3 separate regions of the Mus musculus genome follow, and all the other regions are linked to region 1. Evidence: chromatin loops called from intact Hi-C (ENCODE). Cell type or tissue: left cerebral cortex. All regions are shown on one strand. Region 1 holds the start of Usp34 (ubiquitin specific peptidase 34). Region 2 holds the start of Ahsa2 (AHA1, activator of heat shock protein ATPase 2). Region 3 holds the start of Gm12059 (a long non-coding RNA gene).

The links. A loop is a pair of places that touch in the nucleus more often than their neighbours do. Peaks named below come from ENCODE experiments on the same cell type or tissue, not always from the same donor. Only the 100,000 strongest peaks of a DNase experiment are listed, where the experiment ranks them.
Region 2: it touches region 1 in a loop (10-fold over the local background); 3 of 42 quality-filtered maps call a loop at or near these places.
Region 3: a loop joins it to region 1, with 11 times the contacts of the local background. A loop is called at or near these places in 2 of 42 quality-filtered maps.

What each region holds. Positions count from the first base shown.
Region 1 is chr11:23,300,501-23,308,500 of GRCm38, reverse strand. Usp34 (ubiquitin specific peptidase 34) reads right to left here and starts at 1,606. Exons shown (of 80, transcript NM_001190401.2): 1 at 1,485-1,606. The coding sequence starts at 1,527. In left cerebral cortex, CTCF peaks have their summits at 2,199 and 3,044 (motif pointing left); DNase peaks (open chromatin) are centred at 1,531, 2,050, 2,446, 3,184 and 1 more place; H3K4me3 peaks cover 2,609 bases; H3K27ac peaks cover 2,340 bases.
Region 2 is chr11:23,492,400-23,500,399 of GRCm38, reverse strand. It overlaps Ahsa2 (AHA1, activator of heat shock protein ATPase 2), which reads left to right and starts at 2,361. Exons shown (of 9, transcript NM_172391.4): 1 at 2,361-2,625; 2 at 3,519-3,709; 3 at 5,336-5,421; 4 at 7,007-7,121. The coding sequence starts at 2,546. 1700030C12Rik (RIKEN cDNA 1700030C12 gene) reads right to left here and starts at 2,639. Exons shown (of 3, transcript NR_166706.1): 1 at 2,489-2,639; 2 at 1,815-1,938; 3 at 737-1,014. In left cerebral cortex, no CTCF peak of the experiment used is centred here; DNase peaks (open chromatin) are centred at 2,844, 3,325, 3,353, 3,615 and 1 more place; H3K4me3 peaks cover 2,424 bases; H3K27ac peaks cover 1,422 bases.
Region 3 is chr11:23,064,313-23,072,312 of GRCm38, reverse strand. Gm12059 (a long non-coding RNA gene) reads right to left here and starts at 7,249. Exons shown (of 2, transcript XR_872307.2): 1 at 3,896-7,249. In left cerebral cortex, no CTCF peak of the experiment used is centred here; DNase peaks (open chromatin) are centred at 3,587, 3,947, 4,440, 7,462 and 2 more places; H3K4me3 peaks cover 1,728 bases; H3K27ac peaks cover 1,351 bases.

The DNA of each region.
Region 1 (8,000 bases):
CACCTACATGGGGCAGCTCACATCTGGGGCAGCTCACATCTGCTGCAACTCCAGCTCCAGGGGACCTGATGCTTACTTGGGCAGCTGCACTCACAGGAATATATCTGTAAACAGACACACACATACCTACAGAATCTTTAAATCACTTCTCCCAAACTATTTTTCCTAAAGTATACTAAACAATTAAGTACTTTCAAGTTGGAGAACAGAGAGTCACAATCATCAATGTATTTCTAAGATACAAAATGTTTTACTGAAATAAGTACTAAGGAACTATGTTTACCATATCACTTCTACCAAGAATGAAATTTATGTCAAAATAGGAATAACCTTATAAAATACTAGGAAAATGTAGGATGACACAGATATGGGAAAATGTAGTTTGAATATATACAAAACACCTACTTTAATCTGTCAGGAACTAAATACATAGCTGAAAATAAATTATAAACCTTTTAGCCATTAAAGTGAAACTCAAGCACATAATAAAGTAAAAATTAAGCAACCAAAAGGGAATTACAATCTACAAATAGACTTTTTAAATGAATGAATTAAAAGGAATAAGTAGTTTCGAAATCTGTCAAAATATCACACTGAATATAAATTCCAATACCTCAAATGAATATTTGTCACAAATCAAGTTTGTGTAAATTATCTTTTCATCTAAACCACCTCTGGGCCCACAAGTGGCTGACGTGCAATATTCCCTGTTTCTTAAGCAGAAATGCAATCTTGCAAGGCCAAAAATAAAATATGTAATACAATAATAAAGAATAAGGAGTAAGGCCTCTCATTTTCAGAGACAGACCATGACTAACTCGGGGTGGTTGTCGTTGGTAGAGATCTCCTTATAATAGACTTTACTACTTAAACGACGAATGGTACTAAAGAAATACTATCACCTTTATTTTTAATTAAGGTAAGACGGTTCCAATCATCACTATTGCAGTTCAATTTCTGCTATTTAAGGGCTGGCAGATGGATTGAATACACCCACACACCCTCAAGGGATGGAAAAATCACCACCCTTCTCCCACGGACTTTAACGAAAATTAGCAGGTAAGCGAGGCCTCCCCAGCACGCTGGAAATCAAAGAGGGCGGCCCTGAGGCTCGGACTGCAGAGCAAAGCCTAGTCCTCCGACCCCACCTCCCCACACCTTCCTCGAAGGGGGAAAGGGGCGGAAGGGCTCATTAGTGCCTTCATTAATTGACACCTGTAATGAGGAAACTTTCCGAGACCGCCCAAGCCGGACCCGGCCGGGGCTGCGCCGCGGCCTCTCGGGCGCCCAGGTAACCCGGCGGCCTGGGCCCGAGGCGCCGCGACGGCCGCCGCCACCACGCACCTTCCCGGGCACACAGGCCCGTACGCCGGGCCGGCCCGGTCGCCGCAGCCCGCAGGCCGGGAAGGCAGGCAAGGCGGGAGAGCACAGCCCAGGGACCCCCAAACCGTGCACCCCGACGGGTCCCCTACCCGGCGACTTACTTTCATTTAACACCTCCACCAGGTCTGCGCAGTTCTCGCACATCGTTCGGCCGCCGCCCCCCCCTCCCCCGCTTAGGATCGCGCTGACTGATCCCGACCGGCGGGGGGGAGGGGACGGAGGCAGGGGAGGGGGCCGGCCTGCCGGCGGGGCGGGGAAGCGACGAGGGCGGGCGGCGGCGGCGAGGACGGGGCGGGGAGCCGCGGGTGGGGGAGGGGGCCGGCGGGCCCGGGAGCGGGAGCGGGCGGGGGCGAGGAGGGGGGCGAGGGGAGCGCAGGCCTCAGGGGCGCCTAGGCGCCGGCGGCGGGGGAAGGGGGAAGGACGGGGGAGGGGAGAGGGAGGGGTGGGTGGGGAGAGAAGCAGCAGAGTCACTTCACCACCGACCAGACGCCGCGGCCACCGCCGCCGCCGCCGCCATTTTAATGGAGCGCTCGGGCTGCGCTCGGCTCTTTCCGCCCAGGCGAAGGAGCCGAAGAGAGGCGCCTCGCGCACTCATTCCTCCGCCCTCCTCGCTGCCCCCGCCCTCCGCCTCTCTCCGCACACACGCCGCACGCCCTGCCGGAGCCGCTGGCCGCCCTCCCTTTCCTCTTCCGTCCGGCCTCCCCGCCCTCGGTCCACCCCCTGTGCGCGCTCGCCCTCCCCGCCCAGCCGGATCTCTGTCAGCGGCCGGAAGGGGAGCGCGCCGCCCGCCGCCGCGGGGGGAGGCGGGTGAGTGGAAGATGGCGGAGGCTGCGGGCGGGTCGCGGGTACGCGGCCTCTCCCGCCCCTACGGGCTCCGCGCTCCGGGAGACTCGGCCGGAGCCGCGACGGATGGCCCGCCCCGTCCCCTGCCGCGGCGCGGCGCCTCCTGATCTCCCGCACCCCCGAGGGGAAGCGGTGAAGTTTGCCTGTCCTTCGGGTACTTTGAGGGTGGAGACGGCCGCGGGTCAGCAGATGCTGGCAACGCCGCGGCTCGCTCCCCACCTGGCTTCGGGAGAATGGAACAGCCCAGGGCGCGTCTTAACCTGAATCCCTGTTTATCTCAGCCGTGCGGTTCTGTGAGGCTCATGGATCCTCAGCAGTGAAACACCTTGACAGGACTAGAAATGGCGCGGTTGAGAAACCGTGACACCTCGTTTTTACGCACGAGGTCTTACAACGTGTGTGTCTACCCATTCATTCTTCATCGGAAACGCTCTATTAGGCTTTTTCATCAGAGAGAGACAGCGAGAGCTAGTACCGTGAGGAACGAAGCCTGGCGTGATGGTTTACGACAGTACTTCCTAAATGCAGGCAGGAGGGTTGCTCCGAGTTCGAAGGCAGCCTGAGCGACTTTTATAACCCCATTTGCCCAGTGCCAAAAGAAATGGAGCCAGGAGTGGAAAACAAGTGAAAGGGACACCCAACTTAAGTTTGGTATTGCATTAAGAACTAGAAGCTCGGGCTGGTGAGATGGCTCAGTGGGTAAGAGCACCCGACTGCTCTTTCGAAGGTCCGAAGTTCAAATCCCAGCAACCACATGGTGGCTCACAACCACCCGTAATGAGATCTGATGCCCTCTTCTGGTGCGTCTGAAGACAGCTACAGTGTACTTACATATATAATAAATAAATAAATCTTAAAAAAAAAAAAAAAAAAAAAAAAGAACTAGAAGCTCAGAAAGATGGCTCAGCAATAAGAGCACTTGAAACTCTTGCGGAGGATCCAGATTCAATTCCCAGCACCCACATGGTGCTCATAACCATCTATATCCTGTTCCAGGGCATTCGAATCCCTCTTCAGACTTCTGCGGTCACCGTCCACACTCCTAGCACACACACACACATACATACATACATACATACATACATACATACATTAAGGCAAAAAAAAAAAGAGTAATTTTTTAAACAATTTTTACAGGACAACTTAGTGTTAGTTTTTACCTTCACTAATTTCTGTTTCTAAGATACTTCCACAGGGATATGACAACAAAGTCTGAAAGGTCATGTGCATGACCCCAAACCAAAACTTGAGCACATGTTAATGAGGGCCCCGGTATTAATCTTCTACGATGTCTTGTCAAGGTGTGTCACACTTTTTCTGTGCACTAGAACTGCTTCTAACTTCATGCTGTTTTTGCACGGCGCTATAAAGTTTCACTCCAACCTATTCCTGTTATTTCCTATGAGCTTTGTGAGTTGTGTAGCTGTTTTCCCTTCATCCTTCTCCCATCCTCTCCCCACTTAGAGTCTTCCTATCAATGATTATTGACTCAGCAGACATCACCTTCAGGCTAACCTTTGTCAGCCCTCTTAACAATCTTTTTTTTTTTCTCCCAGTACATCCCAGGTTTTTTGAAATGCCATCAATGAACCTTGATTTGAAAAAGACCCACTATCTAAGAAATATTTTTAAGTTGTTTTAAACTAAGTCTTGGTAACCTGGTATTTCTAGGGTTGTTCTATGCCTGAAACATAATTTAAATATGGAAATTAATTGAAAATATAAAGGCTTTTTTTTAGTATTGGTGTAGTACTTTTTTGAGATGCACTTTTGCTTTGTTAGCCCATGCTGACATAGAATTCAAATTCCTCATGCTTCTGCCTTCTAGGGACTGGAATTACAAGCAGGTGTCACTATATACAGCTATACTTTACCCACAAACCCCTGAACATTGAAGTTACAAATAGGATAAAAGCTAACCTTAAAATTGATATACAGGGTAATAAAATCTGGGCCACTAACTAGGCAGAGGTGGTACACACTTTAATCCTAGCACTCAGGAGCCAGAGGTAGACAGATTTCTAAGCTCAAGGACAGCCTGGTCTAGAGAATGAGTTCCAGAACAACCCGGCTACATGAGGAAATCCTATCTTGGAAATAAATAAATAAGTAAATCTGTGTCTCTTCTGCTTTGTTTGACCAAGTGTCTAACCTTAGACTGCTTATGTGAAAAAAATAAAACTTTCTGACCAGTCTGGTAGCACATGCTTATGTGACACAAATAAATGCATACACGCTATAGTAGTAAAAGTCTATACTTGCAGTATTTGGGAAGCAGAAGCAGGATTGTCACACATCTGACCCTCCTGGTTTACATGCTGAGTTCCAGGCCATTGAAACTGCTTTAAACAACCGTGTCTCAAAAAGAAATAAGCTGGGATATAGTTCAGAATTAGGTAGCTTGCTTGACATGTATATTATCTCAGTTCAATTCCCAAAAATACACATACATAGACACACAAATGATCTGAGAATCTGGAAAATTATTGGTAGAAAGAATGGTTATTCCATTATCTACATCAGGGCTCAATAACTTTGATTAGTAAATACAAATAGTGAACATTTAGATTATAGAGTGTAGGGGCCCTAGTGATTAAAACCTGTAAATGAAGGGGCTGCAAATAATGACACTGTCTCAGAGGAGAGGACTGGGGAGAGGGCTCGTGGAGCAAAATGCTTGCTGCACAAGCATGGTGAGCTCTCTTTGGAACCCCAGTACCCTTGGAAATGTTAAGTGTGACAGTAGATGCCTGTAACTCTAACCTGGGGAGATGAGGAAAGGGAACAAGGCAGGAAAATCCCTCAAGTTCAGTGGTTGATGAGACAACTGTCTAAAATGGCTTTACATTCAGTAAGAGACCCTGTCTCCAAAAGGAAAAAAAGAAAACAATGAATGATCTGGACACTGGGATCAAGTAGTTCAAAGTACATAGTGCTCTCACAGAGGACCTGGTCAGTTTCCAGCACATTAATGGACAGTGAACTTGAAAGGTGTACAATTTTAACATGTTACAAAAGACTGCTATTGTATATTTTCTCTCATTTCTGAATGTTAGCTTTGAATATTCAGACATATCTGTTCCATTGGAAATATCCATACAATTCAGGGGTTTAGTAAGAAGCGATGGGAAAGAGACTTTAAAAGAGGGAGATAAACTGGCATGGTGGCGCACGCCTTTAATCCCAGCACTTGGAAAGCAGAGGCAGGTGGATTTCTGAGTTCGAGGCCAGCCTTGTCTACAGGACTGTGAGTTCCAGGACAGCCAGGGCTACACAGAGAAACCCTGTCTTGAAAAAAAGAAAGAAAGAAAGAAAGAAAGAGAGAGAGAGAGAGAGAGAGAGAGAAAGACAGAGAGAAAAGAAAGAAAAGGCAAAGGCCACATGGAAACCTACTACTATAGAAGCTTCCTAAATTAAATACATGTATGAAATGAGGTTTTAAGTTTGGAGAATGGCTGAGCTCTTTTTTTTTATTTTTTTAGATTTATTTATTTATTATATGTAAGTGTAGCTGTCTTCAGACACTCCAGAAGATGGAGTCAGATCTCATTACAGATGGTTGTGAGCCACCATGTGGTTGCTGGGATTTGAACTCCGGACCTTCAGAATGCCACCATCAGAAAAGCAGTCGGGTGCTCTTACCTACTGAGCCATCTCACCAGCCCCATGGCTGAGCTCTTAAGAGCTGCTCTTCCAAAAGACCCAAGTTCAATTCCCAGCACCCACTACTGGCATCTCACAACCACCTGTAACTCAAGCTCTAAAGTAATATAACACCTCTGATCTCTGGGAGCACTTGCACACACACACATAATTTTCCTATAATGGGGGAAGGGATACCCCACCAGACACCACATGCTAGCAAATGAAAACTGTGGAGTCACAGAAGTCCCTAAAAGCACCATAGGCTATTGCCAGTACTCTTAGCCACGCTCCAGAACTTATTTCTATTTGTGAAGATACCACATACTGGAGTCATGGAAAAGTCCACATTGGCGATATATACCTTTAATTCCAGCACCTGAGGCAGGGACAGAGGCAGGTGGATCTCTGTAAGTTCAAGACCAGCCTGGTCTACAGAGATAATTCTAGGACTGGCAACCCAACACAGAAACCCTGTCTCAAGAATCAACAATAAAAGAAAAAGAACATGGAAAACATCAAGCTAGAACTCACTTGGGAGCTGCATCTCTACTCTCATGGTCCTGGAAAGTGTTGTGAACATTGAAAGAAGAAAAGGGTCAGCTGGACAGTGGTGGCACACACCTTTAACCCAGCACTCTGGAGGCAGAGGCAGGTGGATTTCTGAGTTTGAGGCCAGCCTGGTATACAGAGTGAGTTCCAGGACAGCCAGGGTTATACAGAGAAACCCTGGCTCAAAAAAACAAAAACAAAAAAAGGTCATCTTCAAATTTCACCCAGCTGTGAACCCTGCAAACTACAACTAGCCTGACCAAGTATGTCTTATGACATAAACCACCTTCTGATGTGAGGCCTGTTTCATGAGATGGAACGCATACCTCGCACTGTTAAAGGGCCAAGAACGTGTGGTAAAAACACAATACTATTATTCTACTAAATAGACGTAATATTAAGACAATGCCTTAATGACTTAAAGCTATACACATCGATCAGAGCATTTCAACCCTCATCAGAGAAGTTTCCTTGCAGTAGATGGCAACTAACACAGAGGCTCAATTACTAAATGTGAAGAGAACAAGAGAGACTGTCTTGGCCAGGCAGTGATGGCGCATGCCTTTAATCCCAGCACTTGGGAGGCAGAGGCAGGTGGAGTTCTGAGTTCGAGACCAGCCTGGTCTACAGAGTGAGTTCCAGGACAGCCAGGGCTACACAGAGAAACCCTGTCTCGGAAGAAAAAAAAGAGAGAGAGAGAGAGACTGTGAGCTGCTCCACCCTAACTGGTAAGTACATATCACACACACTCCTTACGCTGGTGCTCAGGGGTCTTTATGGAAGAGGGGACAGAAAGATTCTAAGAGCCAGAAGGATAACATCAAGACTGATTTCCAGACATACCGGGCAGTTGTGCATGTGAGGTCCCAAGGATTGTGACATTTCCAGCCAGCCAAAGTCAGAACAGAAGAGCAAGTGAACACACTTTAGCTGAGGAGCTATTAGCAGAGGTAATTTTTTCTTTCATGTGAACCCTGGTAGGAGACAACATGCTAGGGCAGGCCCCACTCCCAGATATAGATAAGGGACTGCTAAAGGACAGCCCATAGTCCAAGTCTGGTGTACTACATTTTTTAAACTATTTTTAATTTTTAAAAAAGCCCAGTTTGTGTTATCCATACACTTGTTTGCTTGAGCATGGTCAAACTCGTTTTTTGTTTTGTTGTTTGTTTTTCGAGACAGGGTTTCTCTGTATAGCCCTGGTTGTCCTAGAACGCACTCTGTAGACCAGGCTGGCCTCGAACTTAGAAATCCACCTGCCTCTGCCTCCCAAGTGCTGGGATTAAAGGTGTGTGCCACCACTGCCCAGCGCATGGTCAAACTCTTAATGGGCAGACCCCGATCTCCACCTGCACCCCCACCGGAAACCATCAACTGTGGAGGGCTACACCTCATAATGCTGTCACAATTTTAAGTTCTTGATGGCTTTCTATCAAGTCTTTGAGGGAGTAGCCTAGGGTGGATGAAAGAGTTGTTGCAGAAACCTTTTGTTCTTTCTCAACTGTGGGTCTGCAGTTATTAATAACACTGTAAGTGTAGCTTCTATGTCATTCACAGCGAGAGCACGGATCCTAGGCTCA
Region 2 (8,000 bases), 190 kb before region 1:
AGAAAAGAAAAGCACACAGAAGAAAAGCAGAATACACAATTGAATGCAGAGTGTGTGCCGCCTCAAGCTGCGAGCGAGTGGGAGAGAGAGAGAGAGCAGGGAATGAGAGAGAAGAAAACCTTTAAGCCTTGAAAAGTTGCCTGCCAGCTTGTACTCAGAGTGAATAGAGTAGTCTGTGTCTATTCACTATGAATCTTCCAGTAGAGAACTCCGATCCTGTGTTGAGGCTGGACCCTGACAAAGACTCAAGACCAATGAAGCACCCTGTCCATTGAGTCCTATACTCTCTCCAAACATCACGTGTCCCCTCAGGCGTCTTGCCTGAGTCTGCATCATATGACTGACTTCTTCACATATCAAACTTGCTTTTTCACTAGAATGTAGTGATTTTTCACACATGATAAAGATTATATACACGATGTACGTAGAAGCCGTCTTATTCCTGGGGTCCACATGATGGAAGCAGAGAACTGACTCTGGGACGCTGTCCTCTGTCCTCCACACCTCAACTGTGGACTGTGGATGAGTGTGAACAAACTCACAATAATAGACGAAACAAAGAATCTAAAAGCGCCTGGCGTGGTGGCGCACGCCTTTAATCCCAGCACTCAGGAGGCAGAGGCAGGCAGATTTCTGAGTTTGAGGCCGGCTTGGTCTACAGAGTGAGTTCCAGGTCAGCCAGGACTACACAGAGAAACCCTGTCTTGAAAAACCAAAAAAAAAAAAAAACTAAAAGCACAATTATCAAGCCCATGTTTTGGAGAAGGACACAAATTCAGTCTGTTTACACCAAACAATTACAGTTTAAGGGTACACCCCTCTGCCTCCCACCAGCACCCAGTGAGCCTCGTGTGACTCCACTTTTCATGTCCTGAAATCATGGCTTCCTTCCCACTGCAGCCCACTGTCCAGGTCATCTCTCTTCCATCTGTGGCTGGACTTCTTCCCCTTTGATCAGCTGTCTTCAGACTCACTGCCAGGCAAGGATTTTCTTTTTCCATTGTTTTATCATTTCTTGAAAATTAAAGAAAGCTTCAATTAACTTTGGACATCTGAAATTGCTTAAATGTCTCAATTATTGTTATGGTCTATAAATGCCCCCCCCAGGGGGTGTGGGAACACCATGGTTTTGTTCACTAGCTATTGACCCAGTACTTTTTCTAGGACAGTTTCTTTCGGGGCCACCTTCCCCACTCTTTTACTTTTTCCATTGTTTCTTTCCCATTTTTGCAATGTCTTATTGGAGGTCATTTTTAAATCGCAGATCTGAAGAGTGCTTCAGGGTCCATTGGTCTCCTAGACTCACAATCGAGTTACATTCCAGTAAATTTATTTCTACTGGGAGTAGTTCTTGTATATTTTGGTATTTATACATTTTAGTGATTGTAGCAGCTTCTACCCTCAGAAGTCTTATTTTCTGTCAGGTTCAAATGAACATATCTAAATCTTATCATGAAATGTTTTATCAGGAGCAAACAGAAGAACTGGATGAAAAGTAGGCACACAAAGTACACGCCAATCATCGCTAGAGTCTTGCCTTCTGTCAGCTGTGCCTTTGGTATGATCAGTTGAACTAACAATGCCGTTTGATTTGGGGGGGGGGGTCACAGCATTGCTTCAGCAGTTTGAATGATGTAACTTCTCGAAGAACACATCGAAATGCAATAGCTCCAATAAACACCATAGCCCTTTCAGCTTGTTTTGCTGATAAGCAGACCACTGAATGGCAAGTGCACAGAGCAGCCAGGTCCTTCCCCATCTCCCATTGAACTACCTATTTTATTTGTTAAAATAATCTCCTAAGAAACACTTTCCAGATGGTGGCTTCAGTTTTTGCTAGAAGGTGAAAAACGATGGAAAGAATTAATAAACCCTTATTGTAACTGTATCCACAATCCCAGGCACTTGCAAGCACGATCTTTTGTCTCTAGAGGATCACTGCATGGAAAAAAAAAAAGCATTCTTTCAGTAAACCCTCGCGGGCCTCTGCTTAGGGACCTGCGCAGCTCCCATCCCAAGGGCCTCAGAAAATGGACAACCCGCTCTGGTACGAGCCCTGGGCGGAGTCTCGGTCGTTCGTAGAAAGCCCTGGCCAGAAGCCTCGCTGGGCAGCAGGAGCCAGCGGCAAGAACAAGGCGAACCAGGGGTTACAAAGCGGAGGGCTAGGGCCAGGGCGGAGCCTTAGGACCGGGGGGCGGGGCGAAGTCGGGGAGGAGCCTAGCAGAAGACAGCGCCAGGAGGCATAGGGCGGGGTCTTAGGGCAGAGAGGCGGGGCGAAGTCGGGGGTGGGGTGGGGGAGAAGCCTGCAGAGGGCGGCGCCCAGAGGTGTGGCATATTGGGGGCGTAACCGGGCTTGGGGCAGAGTCGATGTGGGGTGGAGCTGGCTGCGGGGAGCGGACAGCGGGGGGCGGGGCAGGCTGTGGCCGGGGCGGCCCGGGGCGGGGACTTCTGGCACTTTCTGGGAGCTGCGGGCGATCGGCTCACAGACCTTCTGGCCGGAAACCCGCGCGCTCCCGCTACCAGGGCCGTCGTCGTCAGCGCCGCCATGGCCAAGTGGGGCCAGGGGGACCCGCGCTGGATCGTGGAGGAGCGGGAGGACGGGACCAACGTGAACAACTGGCACTGGTGCGGTGGGCCCCGGGCGCGAGCAGGCGGGCGGGCTCCTGGGAGGGCCGCGCGGCGCCGCAGCACGGCTGCCCGTGGCGGGAGACGGTTCCTAACTGCGCTGGTCCTACGGCTTCAGGCTCCTCCTGAAGTTGGGCGAGCTCCAGAAGGGACTTCTGTCTCACCCTACCGGACAGCTGTGCCTCGGTCGCCCCTCACCCAGCCATCCTCGGCCTTGAGATGCGTAGTGCGCGTGCGTGCGCCGACGGTGCTGTGTCCGTGTGCAGTAGGAAGGCAGGGACTTGGATCTCACTTTCTTTGCTTTGTCTCAGTTTGCACTAGTTATCTGCCCCCCTTTGTGTCTCAGGAATACCGGGAGATGTCTGCCTCTTTGGCGGGCATTGGGGAAAGCTGAGGGAAGCAGAGCCCAGACTGCACCATAAGATGACTTAGCTGTCCTGAAAGAATTATGTTCTAGGCTGGATTCTATGATTAGGACACTGACGTCTCAGGCTGCTCTTTGTCCCCTTAGATGAGAACATTAGAGAGAATGCATAAGATAAATATGGAAATGCCAGATAACTGATATTGTGGTTAAGGCTATTTAAATGACTACCACCGTTACAGGTGGCCGCAGCTTAGCCAATCCATTTCCTGGGGTGGAGATTGCTGGACCCTTTTCCCCGGGGCCATTGTTTTTAAGATTACCCATTATTATATGGTGAATAATAGTGTCTTAAGAAACTGAGCAACAGGCTTAGAAGATACCTAGTAGAAACCTCGTCAGAGAAGCACATTTGCGAGTTGGAGGCTGCTTGAATACCAGGACTCACCTGGTCTGGGTTTGGATGGCATCCTGGCTGCTCAGATGGAGACCAGCTGGGCCATTCACCTGTCTTTCTATTCTCTGGCAGGACAGAGCGGGATGCCACCATTTGGTCCAAGGGGAAGCTCCGAGAGCTCCTGGTTGGCATTGCTATGGAGAATGAGGCTGGCCGATGTGAGATCAGTGAGTTGAAACAGGTGGAAGGTGAGGCTTCATGTAACAGCCGCAAAGGGAAGCTTATTTTCTTCTATGAGTGGAACATCAAGCTGGCCTGGAAAGGTAATGGGGGTCCTGGCAAGAGGCAGGTTGGGGACACCCTGTGTACAGTCTTAACGTTTAGTAGCAGTAGCTGATGTTCGGATGTGCTTGGTGTTGCTATGTTCTGAAAGCTGCACTTCACTACTCTAGATGCCTGAGGGGCAGTTCTTTCTCAGTTAAGCCCTTTTACCAGCATCTGTGACTAGGGCCTTAATGCAGCTGCCACCTGCCACCCTTCCTCCACAGATGCCTGCTTCCCTTAAAAATGTTTAATTATTTCAAAACTTAAAAAATTATTTCTGTGTGTGTGCGCACATACTTGGGTGTCGTAGCACGTGTAGAAGGCAGAGTTGGTTGGTAGCAAGTGCTTTTGCCTCTTGCTAGCTTATCTTTGTTGTCTTAATTCTATTATGTGTGTGGGCATGTGTGCCATGGTGGGCATGTGAGGTGCAAGGACACAGGAATTTAATTCAAGTCACTAGGCCCCAGCAGTAAGTTCCTTATCCATTGAGCCATCTTGTCAGCCCTCCCTTGGGGACTTTATCCTAAGATTGGGTTCTTTGGACAATCCATATAGATAGAATCCTGTCATACATAAAACTCTCTGCTTTCATTCCACCTTGTACCATGTTTTAGTACTTTATGCTGTTTTTATGTGCATTGTGTGGACAGAGCACATTTTATCTCTTTACCTGTTGATGGACCTTTTTGTTCATAGTTGTCTTGACTTTACCAAGACACGTGGTACTTAGCTTATGGTTCAATACTTGTTGACATGACCAAAGGTCAATCATAGGGAAAGGGAGAGAACAAGGAGAGATGTGGGTATGGAAGACCGACCGTATTGTGTTAAGAACTCGGGTGTCTGCCTAGAGTTGGCTACTTTCTGTGTAGTTTGTTAAGATGAAGCTCACTGAGCCTTCCTTGGCCTCTGAGTCAGGGAGGTGTCAAACATCAAAGCAGTCCTACTAAGTTCCCTGCAAGTTAAGACTAGCTTGGGCCACAATAAAAAGATCCCATTTCACAAGAAAGCTAAGAGCTTGGGATGTAGCTCAGCATCTGAATGCTTGCCTAGTGTGCAGAGGGCTCTAGGTTAATGCACGTGCGTGTAAGCAGCATCACGCCTGACTCTTGCATTGCCCTCACTTTCTCTGTGGTTGCTGCTGGTCCTAATGACCCCATCAGCTTGTTTCACTCCTTGACATCTCAAGTTGCAGAGGTGAATGGAGATCCAGAGCTGACCTTTGCATTTTAGCACACCTGTCTCCTACAACCATTCCCTTCATTGAATTTAGCCAGAGTAGCACTTCTGGAGCCTCACCTTATTTTGTAGCAGTGAGCTGCTTTAGATGATGCCAGAGTATCTCAATGTGGATGCATCTGAATATTGTTCCAGTTGCATGGTCCTGCCGGTGTGCCCCGTACGCATTTTAATCAAAACTATTTTAAATACTCCCCCTGGCCCTAGATGAGTATACTGAAAGGGGATAGGTGTGTTGTGTACCATGTTGGCTGGTCCCTGTCTTGGTTGGTCTCTGATGTGGTCATAACCCTGAAAGGGGAGTGAGGCCACATATGGGCTATTCATTCAAGCAGAGGTCTTTTGCATAAACCAGTTATTAATTGGATCCACTTTGCTTATTTTAGGTACAGTTAAAGAATCTGGTGCAAAACACAAGGGACTTATTGAAATACCCAGCCTTTCTGAAGAAAACGAAATCAATGACACTGAGGTATCTGCTGGTGCTCTCCTGTTCTCTGGTTAAGCTTCAGCTATAGGTGTTGGACATTTGCAAACTGCTCATTAGATTGGTCCTGTGGAAGTTGTGAATTATGGGGGTTGTCTGCCACTGTGTTATACACTGTGGGTGTCTGAGAGATGGAGCAGAGGTGTGGAAAAGGAGGAAGTCCTAGGAAACTTCAGACTCCCAGGACCAAGTATAGTACCTGGGCAGGGGAGTGACAGCAGGCAGCCTAGCTCTTACCTGTGCAGTTAGTTCATCGATGCTTTCAGGTTAAATGTGACAAGGCATGTGCTGGGAAGTGCTTGAGCCATGTGCATGGCTTACTGAATTAGACTGTTTGTTTCCCCTTAATGGGGACAGTTCTCAGCCTTTAGGTGTCCTTTTTGGATTCATCTCATCACTTCTTTATGCCTGTCTTGCCTCTTCGAATTGCCTCTGGGATTCAGGACCATTGTACAGCACCTGTAATCCCAAATCTAGACAGTCTAGCCAAAGTCTAACATAGAGCAAGCAGCATTTCTGAGGTCTTGCCTTTACTGAAGGTCACTGAGGTCATGTCTCATACCTTCAGACTTAGCTTGTTGTACTCTGGTGCTGCTGTTCCCCACAGCGCTCATGAGAAGTGCAGCTTTCTGGTGGCATATTAAACAGATCTAAAGTATGCTGCAGTAGAATCTAGCAGAGCAGATGCCAGACTTAGGCGCAGTTCAGCGCAGAATTACTGGGACCTGCAATAGTTTGAGACTAGCACCAGCCGGGCGTGGTGGCGCACGCCTTTAATCCCAGCACTCAAGGAGACAGAGGCAGGCGGATTTCTGAGTTCGAGGACAGCCTGGTCTACAGAGTGAGTTCCAGGACAGCTAGGGCTACACAGAGAAACCCTGTCTCGAAAAACCGAGAGAAAAAAAGGATAGCAAACCACTTGATACATCCCTGTCTCTTCATTTCTGTTGCTCTCATCCATTTTTCCTCTCCCAAATGATTTACCTCTCTACCGAGAGTATATAATTCAAGTCCAGGTTATGCGGGAACTTCTTGGTTAGAAGCTTCAGGTTTGTAGACCAGCATTATTCAGTATAAATGCCACCCACATACTGCAATTTAAAATTCTCTAGTATCCACATTAAAAACCAGGTAAGTAATTAAAAACTTTTAATCCAGGGGAGAGTAAATATGAGTTTAGCATGCAGTTCACAAGTTATTGATGAGGTACTTTACTTTTTCTTGGTATTTAGTCTTTGGAGTCTTCTGTGTGTACAGCATAGTTCAGATCATATACCTCATAAATGCTTAGCCACAGGTGGATACTGGCTGCCATACCAGACCATCTCTAGATAAAGCCACAAGCTATTTAACTCCTGTGCTTATACACACAACTTCAAAGGTAAATGAAATGGTTCATTTTATATTCCATCCTCAAAACGTTTTAAGATCTTAGATCCTCTGCAACTGTGAAGCAGCCTACGTCTCTGAACCACTCTCTCCCTCTGCCATCCAGTTACCAATAGGATCCAGTGTTTTAAGAATACATTTAACCAGTTTTTTCTTAGGTTTTTATTTTTCTGATTTGTAGGTGAACGTGAGTAAAAAGAAAGGAGATGGGGAAATACTGAAGGATCTCATGAGAACGACAGGCACCGCCAAGGTCAGGGAGGCCCTTGGAGAGTACCTGAAGGCACTCAAGACGGGTAAAGGCGGCAGCCCTTGTGAACCACAGGGTCCCTTGCTATTTACCCAAGTTACGCTCTACACAGGGCTGGATTTCCCAAGTCAGCCTCCTGAAACATCTTTAACTGCAGAACAAGTTGTAGTCCGGGTGTTAAAAGCTAGTTGTGGGTAAGACAATAATAAGTGATCACATGGACCAGTTTGCCAACCGTCAGTAAGCTGGGCATGGTGGCACTCTTATAGTCCCAGCACTTGAGAAGCTGGGGTAGGAAGACTGTTGCTAGTCTGGGTTACATAGTAAGACTTTGTTCAAAACAAAAAACCCTATACACCCCAATCCTTGGAATGGAACAGTTTTTGTGTAATTACTTGTTTAATGTCTGTCTTCCCTGCTAGACTATAAGCTCCATGAGGGCATGGAAGGTGTCTGTCTTGTTCACTGCTGTATCTCCAGCATCTAGCACAATGCCTGACACATAGTAGGTGCTTAATAAATCTTTGCCGAGTGAATGAATGTATGGATGAAAGGTATTGATAGCACCTAGACAGTCCCTATACTGTATGGAAGTGATTATGAAAAGCTATTGTCATTTTCCCAAATTAGAGGTGACAGCTGGGTAGAGTGGCCAACAGCACTTTTCTGCAACTTATCCTTAAAAGCTTGCTCGGTTGAGTGTCCAGGTATTGGCACACAGGCTTGAGGCCAGCACTCTTTCTGTGAAGACAGTGAGAGTAAGCTTTGTGAGAGGGGAAGCAGAGTTCTGACAAGAGGTAAGGACCATAAGCTATTAGTAGTAATCAAGTACAACCTAGCTATTTAGAAAGAACTGGTGGAAAATTTGCATTTTAGATGACTGTGGTAAAGAAAGGCCTTTGTTAATAAGTATCAGCAATATATG
Region 3 (8,000 bases), 240 kb after region 1:
AAGGAAGGAAGGAAGGAAGGAACCTGGAGCAGGAAGGGTGTCCTGAGGGCAGCCATGAAGGGTTCCACCTTGTGGAATGCAAAGTGGGACTGAATGTCTTTAGCATTAGGAGATGGCCATGAGCCAGAGCCACAAGGGGTTGAAAAGTCCTATGACATAAAAATGATGTGTGGCTGTCAAAATGACTAGGGTTGAAGTTGCGAAGGTTAATACTAGCTGTCAACTTGCAAGAATTTGGAATAACCTAGGAGACAAGCCTCTAGGTAAGTCAGTCAGTGAGGAATTCTCTAGATTGAGTTAACTGAAGGAAATCTACCTGAAATATGGGGGCACCATTGCATCAAAGGAGGCCCAGACTGAATAAAAAGTAAGTTGAACACCAGAACTGATCTCTCTGCTTCTCCCGCAGACACATGTGATCAGCTGCCTCACACGCCTCCTGCCGTCCCCTCATCCTCTTACCTGCATGGCAGACTGTATTCCTCAAGTATAATCTGAAATAAGCTTTCTTCCCCAAAGTTGCCTAGTCATCACAAACAATAAGAAAACTAATACAAATTCCAACCAAAATCGTAAGTCTTGGGTCTCACTAGGTAGCTCTGGCTGGTCTTGAACTTGCTTCCCAAGTGCTTAAAGGCATGCACCATTACACCTATCTAGTTCTTAAGACTGTTATCAACCGGTCGTGATGGCGCACGCCTTTAATCCCAGCACTTGGGAGGCAGAGGCAGGCGGATTTCTGAGTTCGAGGCTAGCCTGGTCTACAAAGTGAGTTCCAGGACAGCCAGGGCTACACAGAGAAACCCTGTCTCAAAAAAAAAAAAAACAATAAATAAATAAATAAATAAAAATAAATATATAAATAATAATAATAATTAAAGACTGTTATCAGGGATTCGCACTACTGAAACTTTAAAAACTAAAGGTGCATTAAACAGAGCCAGTGAGATTGTTCAACCAGAAAAAAGCACTTGACCCACAAGCCTATTGACCTAAGTTGTAGAGGAAATGGGGTCCTTGTGCTCACAGATAAAGCACTAGGAAAGGTAGGAATGTTAAACTCGAAGGGTTATCTATTCAAGAGAAGAGATATATAACCTGTTCTGCCCAGAAGGCTAGGAATGGAAGTAGTAAATAGCTTGGTGATCTGTGTGACCTGTGGGGCCAGGCCACACCTGAATCCCACTGACTATTATGTTCATCCCAGACTCTTACTCCAGAGACCTCTAGTTTGAGCACTGTTTCCCAGTCAATAGACCCCATCTTCATGGAAGATGTCATATGGACTTTACAAAAGGGTTTCAATGTAGTCATGCCTTGAGCTTTAACATGCACATGGGATTTGGTTAACTGTTACCAGGAAACTTTTTCCAAAGCTGTACTGTACTTAAATGTGCCTAGAATAAACTGCCCAAGATCAGACTTTAGAGGTGTGAACGGACAGCAGCTACTGAGTGGAGCTGAAGCAGATGTCTTTCTTGCCTCACACGGACGTCACTCCCGTTACTGCTCTGCCTGCCATAGCATTTGCAGGGATGCTCACACCGAGTGTCCCACACACGAAAAGTAAAAGGGGAGAGGCAAGTCCACAGAGTTGTCCCCTGACTTCCACATGCATCTCATGGCACACGTGCCTTCTCATCATCCACACACAAATAATAATAAATATATTTTTAAAATTTGATGGCCAAGAAAATGGTTCAGCAGATAAAAGCACTTAGTACAAAATCTGACAACCCGAGTTCAATTCCTGGATCCCATGTAAAGGTGGAGGAATGAAGCAGTTCCATGACACTTTCCTCTAATACACACACATGTGCGCACACATACTAATGACACACATACATATATACATACACATGCACATGCACACTGACACACATATATGCATACACACATGCGCATACATACACACTGACACACATACATACATACACACACATACAAACATACACACACTTAAACATATTCTCTCATGCACGTGCATGCACACACACACTTGCACATACACTCACACAATAATATATACAAATTCAGAATAAAACAATTTTTTAAAGATTCACTGAAACAGTATTACTGTTCAGTAGCAAATCAATGGAATAAACGGAAAGGCACATTTGGAAAGTTAGGGTTTTGTAAAAGCAGCATTTTCTTTTCTGTCTGTCTGTCTGTCTGTCTGTCTCTCTCTCTCTCTCTCTCTGAGACAGGGTTTCTCTGTGTATCTCTGTGTATCCCTGGCTGTTCTGGAACTCACTCTGTAGATCAGGCTGGCCTCAAACTCAAGAGATCTGCCTGCCTCTGCCATAACTGAGCATCGTATCTAGGATCTGGAAGATTCTAGGCAACATACTTTATCACTGAACTACATCTCCAGCCCCTCTTTTCCCTTTTACATTTTATTACATTATTTTACTATGTGGAAAGAGATGCATATCACAACTTGTCAGAGTTGGTTCTCTCCTTCCACTATGTGGGTTCTAAGGATCCAACTCAGGACCCGAGGCTTCAAAGCAAGGGCCTTTACCAGCCAAGCCATCTCACCAGCCCTTTTTTAAAAAAGCTTTTTATGGCCCGGCATGGTGGCGCACGCCTTTAATCCCAGCACTCGGGAGGCAGAGGCAAGTGGATTTCTGAGTTTGAGGCCAGCCTGGTCTACAAAGTGAGTTCCAGGACAGCCAGGGCTACACAGAGAAACCCTGTCTTGGAAGAAAAAAAAAAAAAGAGAAGCTTTTTGAAAACTCCTACTCTGTGGGAAGCCACATGTGCCGTTGCAGAGTGGCACTGACTACTGCTGGCCACCACGCATAAGATTGGACAAACAACCAATGTGTACATATGCAGTAAAGTTTTTTGCAAAGACACTGCCTGGCCCAGGCATGATAATGAGGTTCTGTAAGGTACGGAGAGTATAACCAATCAGATGTGAGACATGCAAATGAGGTATGATAATGAGGTTCTGTAAGGTACTGAGAGAGAGTAGCCAATCAGATGAGGAACATGCAAATGAGGCTTAGTGCATAACCAATCCGGGTGTGAGACACGCCCCTCCTAGGCCTATAAAAGCAGCACCAGTTCTTCCTGGCCAGTCGAGCGCGTGCAAGACTACTCCTTTTAAGTAAACTTCAAATGAAGTAAACGACATATGTGCACATGTACAATAAAAACCCTGCAAGTGTATACGGAAATGCAATCAGGTAAGCAGGGAGTTGGAGAGGGACGGAAGCTTGATTAGGTATGCCTACCACAAAGTTAAAACCTTTCACAAACTAAACCTTACTGGCTTTAATAGCCAAACGATTTTTGCAATCTTTAAATAAAAGTTAATATTGCTAATATACAAAAGCACTGTAAGTTTTAAAAATGTTAATACCTCGAATATAAAGAAAACAACTTATAAGCAAGGAATTCATAAAGAACCAGTAAGTATATGGAAAGTATTCAGTTTTATACCTAGGTAACAAAATGCAAATTCATACAAGAGTCTGACAAAAGGCTGACTAGTAACAGAATGATTCATGCTGTCACGCAGCATTCTAATACTTACTGGGAAAATGCATTTTAATAAGAACACTTCTAGGAAGCCTCTGTTAAGGTTCAGAATCTTACAAATGGGCATTCCCTTTGATCTAGCAATCTATCACTGCTTGTAGAAATGAAAAATTGTAAATACCTTAAAAGCCCAGTAACTATGGGTTCTTTAAACAACTAGAATAGCCATACGACCACTTAAAATGTATCTAAGACCTGGAAAAACAGGTACCAAAAACCCCTTTGTGCATATTTGAAAACTCTACATTTACATAGCAGTATGACAATACCCTCATCCTTGTGGGTTTTGTGTCCCACTCTGGTGGGCAGAGCCACCTTAGGTAGCCCAGGCATGTCTCAAGCTGACCTTGACTATACCTTTGGTTCCCAACGTAGACGATTACTTCACTTAATTTCCCCCACTCCGTGGTTTTTGACACAATCTCGGTATGTAGCCCAAGGTGGAGTAGAATTCGCAGTAATCCTCCTGCCTCAACAACGCCCGTCATTTTTTTTTTCTTTTATTGCTTAACTATTTCGGATATAATTGTGTACTGTTGGAATGCTGTTCGCATAGCAAACTGAATTTTTTTAACGCATTATTTTTAAAACGAGGCGATGAGAGAGGCGTTGCCAGCACCATGCCGGGCTCCGGAAAGGTGAAGGGCTCAGCGCCTTAGAAACAAGCCCCCGCACCAGGGGATTAAGGGCCACGGGGGATGGGGGGGAGCCGTGACGGCTGAGGGAGGGACCTCTAGCCTTCTGAGGAAGTGCGATCCCTCTTCCCGCTGGAGTGCGCGCCGCCCGCGCCTTTATTGCGGAGGTGTGGAGAAGAGCGTGGGAACAGCACGCAGGACAGCCTCCCGCTCCAGCGTACAGGGCGGGCGCCGTCAGCGCCGGTACCAACGAGACAGGACCGCGCTGCGTGCCTAGAGCGGCCCTGCCGCTGTGCGCGTGTGCAGAGGCGGTCCAGCCCGGTGCGCTCAGCGCTAGTGGGCGAGGTGATCTGTACCCTGACTGAAGGTCTAGGGCAGTGCTGACGCGAGTTCGCAAGGCGCGTTCGTGCTCCTGGTTGGTAGGACCCAGGGGCAAGCGAGGCTTTCCTCAGAGCCCTAGGATGGGAGGTGGAGGGAGACGAGGCCAGGTTCTGCAGAAAGAAGGCTCAGGCTAGCCCTTGAGGAAGAGTGAGGAGCATCGGGACAAAACGGCCATCCTCCAGACCCAGACGCTGAGTATGGAGACACCTCGGCCAATCACTCTATTGGAAAACCAAATAGAACAAACCTGTTTGGGATGAAGGTTGATAACCAATTTGGAATGATGTGTGTTGAAACGAATGGATTTTGGTTTTGAGGCATTAGCAGGACATTTGAGTAGAAGAGCTGATAGGAGATTTGTTTTAGAAACTGGGTTTACTCTGTAACCCAGGTTGGCCTGGAGCTTAGTTTTCTCGGCTTCTCAGAGCAGAATTCCCGCCTTGTGCCGCCACGCCTGGCTGAAGTTTGGGAACATGGACTGTGAATGTAGAATGTAAGGTGTAGTCTGCAGCTCAGGAGAGTCAGCTAAGTGACAGTTGTCTATAGTCATGTTTACAGGCTCAGTGTTTAGTCCCTAGCAGAAAAAAATTGAAGTAAAGCAATGTAAATGCATTGTCTTGACTAAAAAACTCCATAGGGATTGAGTGGTAAGTTTGACATAAAACTATATATAATTTCACAGAGCAGACAAGAATCATGAAGTTTGGGGGGCGAAAAACTTTGGAAGGCCTGGAAGCCACATAGGACTACCAAGTCAGACATTTTCAAACCAACCAGTTAAATAATGGGCAAAGGAAAAAAATCAGAAGGATGCCCGTTTATTAATTATGGCATATATCCTTGCCTGGCTTAACATAAATTATGTAACTGATAGAAACATTATACTTAAATGATATTTACCCATTAGCAAGAACAGAATTTTAAGAGGTTTTACTTGTAAACATCAGGACCTTTAACTACATCTTGAGGGTTTTTTAAATGAAAATTCGCAAAATCAAGTTGGACTAACTAATGTGTATTTTAAGTATGAGACCTTAAATTTCTAATTATGAGGATTTTTTTGTGGGTGGGAAGATGATTCAGTGGTTAGGAGTATTTCTTGCTCTTACAGAGAGCCACTTTGATGCCCAGCATCCATGAAGGGCAGCTCACAACCGCTGTGAGACTAGTTCCAGGGCAGTTACAGGCATGTGCTCTCACACACACAGTTATTTTTTTCGATTATGAGTTTTTTCCTAAAATTGTTCGAAAATTAAACTAGTGTGTTTAGTTAGAAATGTTAGAAAGTGGTGTGTGAGGTTGCTGGTGGGAAGAGGGCATGGCAGTGAGCCTGACTACCTCAGTTCAGGCTCCAGGTTCCACATGGTGGAATGAGAGCAGCATCTCCTGAAATTTGTCCTCTGTCACCCACCCCTGCATACACACAGAAACATGAGAACACACTGGAAAAAGAGAAGCCATGAATTCCTCTGCCCAGAGTTAATGCCTGTTAATATCGTAGTGCTAACATGTGTTCTCCCTCATGGTAATGATTATGGAGTCAGTAAACAGTACATTTGATAGAGAAGCAGAAGCCAGCCTGTTTGGAGGTCAGGATTCTGAGGGGATTACTTGCTTATGAGTTGGATTACCATCAAATGACCATATGTTTGTTACTTTTTGCAAAAAACAAAACAAAGCCCTAAAATATATTTTTTCATTTCAATCAGGAAAACCAAAGATTTTGGGGGAAAATATATTATGAACATTTTTTTCACATTAAATAGTCTATAGTTATATCATTGATTTTTAAAATAGTTGTGTAACATTCGTGTTTATGCACATATATTTGTGTGTACATCAGAGGACAGCTTTCAGAAGTTGGTTCTGTCCTTCCACCATGTGTATTCTGGAGATTGGACTCTGGCCATTTTGTGAAGCTTGGTGGCAAACACTTGCTGAGCCATCTCACCAGCTCAAATTCTCAATTTAAAAAACAAACACACCTCAAAGGGGATTTTGGTTCAACGCAAGAACACTTAAATAGGTTTGTTTTCTGTGAACACTGTTTAAATTGAGGAAATACAAAAGCTATCAAGCCCGAAGACAACAGTGTTAATGCAGTCTTACTGGAAAAAAAAAAAAGACAGGATCTAAGTGGAGCGGAAGAGGGCTGTCAGAGTAAAGCATTGAGGTATGGTGGTATTGGCCTGTGTTCCCAAACTGTCCTGGGGGTTGAGGCAAAGGGATGACAAACTCAAGACCAGTTGGGCAACTTAGATCCTATATCAAAATAAAATCTCCATGTGCAAGGCCACATGTTGATTTCCCAGGACTTCAGAGGGAAGTGGGGGTAAAGCAACTGCAGAAAGGCTCACAGAGTGGAGCTACCACCTCAGTGGGAGGGGACTGAGAGAAGATCAGGGAGCTGATTAGAAGTCTGTACAGTCTGGCTAGAACTGGTTCAAGTCACCCCAGTTCTGTGAGAAAGAAGGTATGTATTTGGTGGGGAAGTTAAATGAGAGGGCCTGGGTTTTTAAACAAAACCTGATCAAAGGAAAGTCTATACTGACTGGTGAGTACTGACTTTCTCCTATTGACTGTTCTTAGCAGCACTCAGTAACCTCAGCTAGAGAAGAGCCTCTCTATAAAAGGGCCTCTGATTTCATACCTCAAGGTGACATTTTTACTATTCTAACAAAATGGCCTGGCTCCCGAATTCATCCATTCTTACTGTCTTCAAAGTAGTAAACTGCCTACATAATCAGTTTATGCAGGCCTCTACATAGGCCTCACCTCTCTCTGTAGGCCCTGCCTTCTAGAAACCAGAGGAAAGCCTCCTTGTCCCTCATAGAAGCAGCAGCAGCCTAAAGATCTCTAAATTGCTTCCAGAGTGACTCTGCCCTTTTCTGGAAGGAGGAGATGTTCTCTAGGCTGCAATAGTCGCTCTCATCTACACTTCACTGTCTGTGGCTTCATTTCCCACACTCACCAGCACTCTGAAGTGTTAATTTGAAAGTTCCAGAAATAAGTGATTCATAAGTTGTAAATTATGCATCATTCTGCATAGCATGACTATTAGTATTCCTTTTTTTTTTTTTTTTTTTTTTTTTTTTGAGTCAGGGTTTCTCTGTGTAGCCCTGGCTGTCCTGGAATTCACTTTGTAGACCATGCTGGCCTCGAACTCAGAAATCCACCCTCCTCTGCCTCCCAAGTGCTGGGATTAAAGGTGTGTGGCCACCACACCCGGCTGACTATTAGCATTCAGTCTAAGCTCCAACCCACAGTTACCTAGCAACAGCTGGGTATGCTCCTCCCCACGGTAACCTGGCAACAGCCAGGTAGGCCTGACCCACTATAAAAGGGGCTGCTTGCCCCCTCTTTGCTCTCTTGCCCTCTTGGGCTCTTCCCTTCCCCTTTACCTTCCTGGTCTCTCCATGTGTTCATGCCTGGCCT